2 separate regions of the Homo sapiens genome follow, and region 1 is linked to region 2. Evidence: read pairs that join two places in POLR2A ChIA-PET (ENCODE). Cell type or tissue: Panc1. All regions are shown on one strand. Links, peaks and the distances in the headings refer to the core of each region. The heading gives the core; the rest is flanking DNA.

Evidence for each region. ChIA-PET counts read pairs that join two places held together with the same protein. Peaks named below come from ENCODE experiments on the same cell type or tissue, not always from the same donor. Only the 100,000 strongest peaks of a DNase experiment are listed, where the experiment ranks them.
Region 1: POLR2A ChIA-PET joins it to region 2 with 12 read pairs; 19 of 35 experiments call an interaction of 5 or more read pairs at or near these places.

The regions. Positions count from the first base shown.
Region 1 is chr2:69,681,351-69,684,268 of GRCh38, forward strand. It overlaps a transcript of ANXA4 not described here. Among named protein-coding and RNA genes, the nearest start is that of AAK1, 39 kb to the left of the region's middle. In Panc1, for the core only: no CTCF peak of the experiment used is centred there; no DNase peak of the experiment used is centred there; H3K27ac peaks cover 2,186 bases.
Region 2 is chr2:69,631,295-69,634,212 of GRCh38, forward strand. All of the region lies in intron 2 of AAK1 (AP2 associated kinase 1), which reads right to left. Among named protein-coding and RNA genes, the nearest start is that of AAK1, 11 kb to the right of the region's middle. In Panc1, for the core only: no CTCF peak of the experiment used is centred there; no DNase peak of the experiment used is centred there.

The DNA of each region.
Region 1 (2,918 bases), core at 143-2,642, 50 kb after region 2:
CCTTTTTCATTTCTGATTTTTTTTTTTTTTTTGAAACAAGGTCTCACTCTGTTGCCCAGGCTGGAGTGCCGTGGTGCAATCTCAGCTCACTGCAATATCCACCTCCTAGATTCAAGCAATTCTCCTGCCTCAGCCTCCTGAGTAGCTGGGATTACAGGCACGTGCCACCATATCCAGCTAATTTTGGTATTTTTAGTAGAAATGGGGTTTCACCATGTTGGTCCACCTGCCTGGGCCTTCCAAAGTGCTGGGATTACAGGCATGAGCCTCTGTGCCCGGCCCATTTCTGATTTTATTTATTTGTGTCTTCTCTCCTTTTTCTTGGTTAGTCTAGCTAGCGATTTATCAATTTTGCTTACTTTTTCAAAAAGACAACTTTTCATTTCATTGATCCTTTGTATTGTTTTTTAAGTCTGTATTTCATTTAATTCTGCTCTGATCTTTATTATTAATTTTATTCTACTAATTTGGGGTTTGGATTGTTCTTGCTTTTTTTTTTCCTTTGAGTCAGGGTCTTGCTCTGTTGCCCAGGCTGGAGTACAATGGCTCTATGATGGCTTATTCCAGCCTTGACCCTCTGGGCTCAAGTGAACCTCCCACTTTAGCATCCTAAGTGGCTGGGACCACAATTGTGCACCACTGTGTCTGGCTAAACTTTTTTAATGTTTTGTAGAGACAGGGTCTCCCTATGTTGCCTAAGTATGTTGCCTAAGCTGGTCTCAAACTCCTGGGCTCAAGCCATCCTCCTGATTCAGCCTCCCAAAGTGCTGGGACTACAGGAGTGAGCCACCATGCCTGGCCCGTTCTTGCTTTTCCAGTTCCTTGAAGGCATCTTTAGATCATTTATTTGAAATCTTCCTACTTTTTTGATGTAGGTGTTTATTGATATAAACTCCCCTCTTAGCACTGCTTTTGCTGTATCCCATAGGTTTTCGTACGTTCTATGTCAATTTCCATTTGTTTCAATAAATTTTTTTTAAATTTTCTTTAAGATATTTTACGTTTCTTCTATGTTGTGGAATCTATTGAGTTTTACTTTATGATTCATCCTTGCTTTTTAAAACATTTAATTTTATTTAATGGTTCAGTAATAATAAAGATACCCTTTTACATGTTTACAGTACCTCATTGTTTACATACACTATTTCAAGCTTTTGGAATAGGGACAACTAAAACAGATTCTTGTGTAAATGAGTTTCTTTATATAACTTCACATTCTTTATGTAATGGTTCTTTTGAAGCTTAACAAGTTCTTTCTCAACAACTGTATTTTTTTAATGTGGAATTGACTAAGTATATGAAAATATGAAATAAACAAAATAAAATGGAAAACTATGAGGTCCTTAGAAGTCACATTACATCCCTATATTTGGTGACATTTAAAGAGATGAATGACATCATTGAGAAGTAAGGAGAAATACAGTGCAGCAAATCAAGAACATGCCACTCATGTAAGAGTGAACATCTATCTCCAGGCATGAGAAAGGTCTAGAGAGTTCTTAACAAAATGCTGTCAGTGTTTATTTCTCAGTCTTGAGACGTCAGATGATTTTTATGATCTTCTTTGTGCTTTTCTAATTTGTTTAATATTTTACAGTAAGCATGTATCATTTTTACTAAAATATCCACGTTATTGTTTAAAACAGGAACAAAATTTTTCTACATGCACAAGGATAATAGTATTTGTCTATATTTTTTTCTGGTCTTTTAATTAAGTGTTTATACACACAGAGAGACAGGAATAAAGTTTTCCTTAGCATTTAAATAATTTCCAAGAAGTATATACATTCCTACATATGGGTTAAATAAACACACATATGTCAATAAACATATATTCTAACAAACTCAGGCCTGCTAAATGCGGCTAAAAGTTCCCAGTGAAAAGAACTCTTAGGTGAGCTATATTTTCTAATCTGCAGACCCTCCTACTGCATAACTCTGGATGATGTCATACAAACCTCTTCCTGCATCTGGGACTCTTTCCAGCTGCTACATGTGGGAGCTTCCCGTTTTTGTTCTAATTGAGTGATGTTTACTGGAAATGGAGTCTGCTAATAAGATCTCAGTTCAGATAGCTTTGTGGGGACAGGAAGAATGATTGTGAGATGAATTTGGCCAAAAACCTTTACTTTCTCCCTTGTCATTATCTTGTTTTGATAGGTTGGCTTAGTTTTGTTTTGAAATTACCTCTTCTGAGAAACCAAAGAGGAACGATATGCGCTGTCTTCTTCTTCCTCCTCCTCCTCCTCCTTTTCCTCTTCCTACCAAGACTCCCAACTCAGACTGTTTTTCAGTCTGTCCCTCCATACATACCTGCACACTCACACATCTACTAGAGAGTATATGGAGACAGCCAAGAGCCCTTAGAAAGATAGCTGGGTAATGTACTACTCTGTTCTCTTGAATTTGGATGGAACTTATGACAACACTTAGATGTGAACAAATAAGGCAAGAGAATTTGTCCCAGATTGCACAGCTGGTTATGGCAGAACAAAGCGGTGGTGAACCTAGATTTCATATCTCCTAGCTCAGGGCCTCTGGATTAAAACCCATAAACATTGTTCACATTTTTTTGGAACTATGCATAAGGGCAACTTAGAGAGTTCCAGGTAAGAGAATGCAGCATAACAAGAGTTGATTGTTTTAAGTTGTGTTATGTTAAAGATCAGCTAAGTAAAATTAAAGAGAAAAGCTGCTAAATATACTGAATTATTTCATTTTTGTGGATCTCCTTGATTGTGATTTGCGAGCTCAGAAGTATTAACAGTTTTTCTCAAAAATTTTAAGATGAAAAATTCTCAAGTCCAATTAATTGAAAAGCTTAAGACTACTCTATACCATGCTTCACTTTAGAAAGTAGGGAGCTTGTTGCAAATTCAAACAAGGATGTGGTGTCACAACTCATGAAAGGAATCTCT
Region 2 (2,918 bases), core at 248-2,747:
ATGCAGCAAACAAATTATGTGGCATTATGTTGCTTTCTACAGGATTCAAGTCCTAGATGACAGGCATCATTATTTAAGCTCATTATAACGACAAAAGATAATCTAGCATCAATGCTATGCTTAGCCTTCTATAATAATAATAGATACCATGAGCTCTTTGGTCCAATAATCTCTGTTTTTTGACAAAAATAACAAAGCTTCAGTTGGCACTGCCATTCCTTGTCTGCCAAGGTTAACACAGAGCCCAAGGAGAAAACTGACCAGCTCAAACTGATTCACCCACAGCAGACCTCAAATGAAACTTCAAATTTCAGGAACTTGTCCTCTGCCAAGGTGGAAGTCTCCTCCAAAAGGAATCCTCTTTCCTAACAATTACTTGTGACTCAACAGAAGTGGGATTGTTTTAAGGGTGCAGTGGCTCACACCTGTAATTCCAGCACTTTGGGAGGCTGAGGCAGGTGGATTGCTTGGGCCCAGGGGTTCAAGACCAGCCTGGGCAACATGGCAAAACTCCACCTCTACAAAAAATACAAAGATTAGCCAGGTGTGGTGGTGCGCACCTGTGGTCCCAGATATTCAGGAGGCTGAGGTGGAAGGATCGCTTGAGCCCGGGAGGCGGAGGTTGCAGGGAGCTGAGATCACCCCACTGGGTGACAAAGTGAGACCCTGTCTCAAAAATAAATAAAGTATACATAATAGGCTAAATAATAAAAATAATAGATCAATAATAATAAAAACAAAAAAGGGAGAAAGGAGGTATAAAATGCTACAGCCAGTATCACCTTACAAGCTAATAGTTTATCATTCCTGAGTGATTAAATTCACAGCAAATAAAAGGCTTTTTTGCTTTGGGTATAAACACAGAACATCTGAATTATTTATGTAGACCATTTTCTTCCTCAAAAAAGACCAAAAATATTGCAATACTTACTTCAACTTTACCAACAGAAGACCAGAACATATACAAACATGCTGAACTAGACATGTTCTCTAAAACAGGCAATTTTGCCCCACAGGTGACATTTAGCAATGTTGAGACATTTTTCATTGCCACAGTAGGCTGTGTATGTATTATATAATTCTGGCAACTAGTGGGTAGAGGCCATGGATACTGCTAAAGATCCCATAGTGCACAAGACAGCCCTCCACAACAAAGAGTTACCCAGACCAAAATGTTAGTAGTGCCAAGGTAGCACAAATGACTGTTGACCAATGTGGGAAGAGACAGTAGTTGGGAGTTGCTCAGAAGGGCCTAATTGGCGGTGTGACTTTAGGCAAATCACCTAATTTTCAAATTTGTTTTCTTAGAATCAATGAACTAGCGCCAGGCGCGATGGCTCACGCCTGTAATCCCAACACTTTGGGAGACCAAGGCAGGCAGATCACGAGGTCAGGAGATCGAGACCATCCTGGCTAACATGGTGAAACCCCGTCTCTACTAAAAATACAAAAAAAAAAGCCGGGCACGGTGGCTTACGCCTGTAATCCCAGCACTTTGGGAGGCCGAGGCGAGTGGATCACGAGGTCGGGAGATCGAGACCGTCCTGGCTATCACGGTGAAACCCCGTCTCTACTAAAAATGCAAAAAATTAGCCGGGCATGGTGGTGGGCACCTGTAGTCCCAGCTACTCGGGAGGCTGAGGCAGGAGAATGGTGTGAACCCGGGAGGCAGAGCTCGCAGTGAGCCAAGATCAGGCCACTGCACTACAGCCTGGGTGACAGAGCAAGACTCCGTCTCAATAAAAAAAATAAATAAAAATAAAAAAATTAAAAAAAATTAGCCAGGCATGGTGGCAGGCACCTGTAGTCCCAGCTACTCAGCCGACAGGCAGGAGAATGGCATGAACCCGGGAGGTGGAGCTTGCAGTGAGCCGAGATCGCGCCACTGCACTCCAGCCTGGGCAACAGAGTGAGACTCTGTTTCAAAAAAAAAAAAAGGCCCCAAGAAAAAAGAGAAAGAAAACAGGCAAAAAGAGGTCCCAGAAAGCAGCAGTCCCTTCCACTGCTGACATCAAGAAGTCAGCAGTGCCAGGCACGGTGGCTCACGCCTGTAATCCCAGCACTTTGGGAGGCCAAGGTGGGTGGATCATGAGGTCAGGAGATCGAGACCATCCTGGTCAACATGGTGAAACCCCATCTCTACTAAAAACACAAAAATTAGCTGGGCATGGTGGTACGCGCCTGCAGTACCAGCTACTTGGGAGACTGAGGCAGGAGAATCTCTTGAACCCGGGAGGCAGAGGTTGCAGTGAGCCAAGATCGCACCACTGTACTCCAGCCTGGCGACAGAATGAGACGCTGTCTCAAAAAAAAAAAAAAAAAACTCAGTAGTCTGTAGCCCAGAAGAGGGCCCTGACTAGAACCTGACCATCCTGGTACTCTGATCTTGGACTTCATAGCCTCCAGAGCTGTGGGAAATAAATTTCTATTGTTTATAGGCTACCTAGTTTCTGATATTTTGTTACAGCAGCCCAGAGGAACTAAGCCAGTAAGCAACCTTCAAATGCTATGGAAGCATTATCTGACTTGAAAAGCTCACAGGGAGATTCAGCTGGGAAGGGTTGGTTATTAAAGGTCAACAATGTTATGAGAGGGCCGGGCACAGTGGCTCACGCCTGTAATCCCACCACTTTGGGAGGCTGAGGCAGGTGGATCACTTGAGGTCAGGAGTTCAAGACCAGCCTGGCTAACATGGTGAAACCCTACCTCTACTAAAAATACAAAAATTAGCTGGGTGTGGTGGCACATGCCTATAGTTCCAGCTACTCGAGAGGCTGAGGCAGGAGAATTGCTTAAATCTGAGAGGCAGAGGTTGCAGTGAGCCAAGATTGTGCCACTGCACTCTAGCCTGGGCGACAGCAAGACTCTGTCTGAAAAATATATATATAAAAAGAATGTTATGAGAAAAGATACTGATG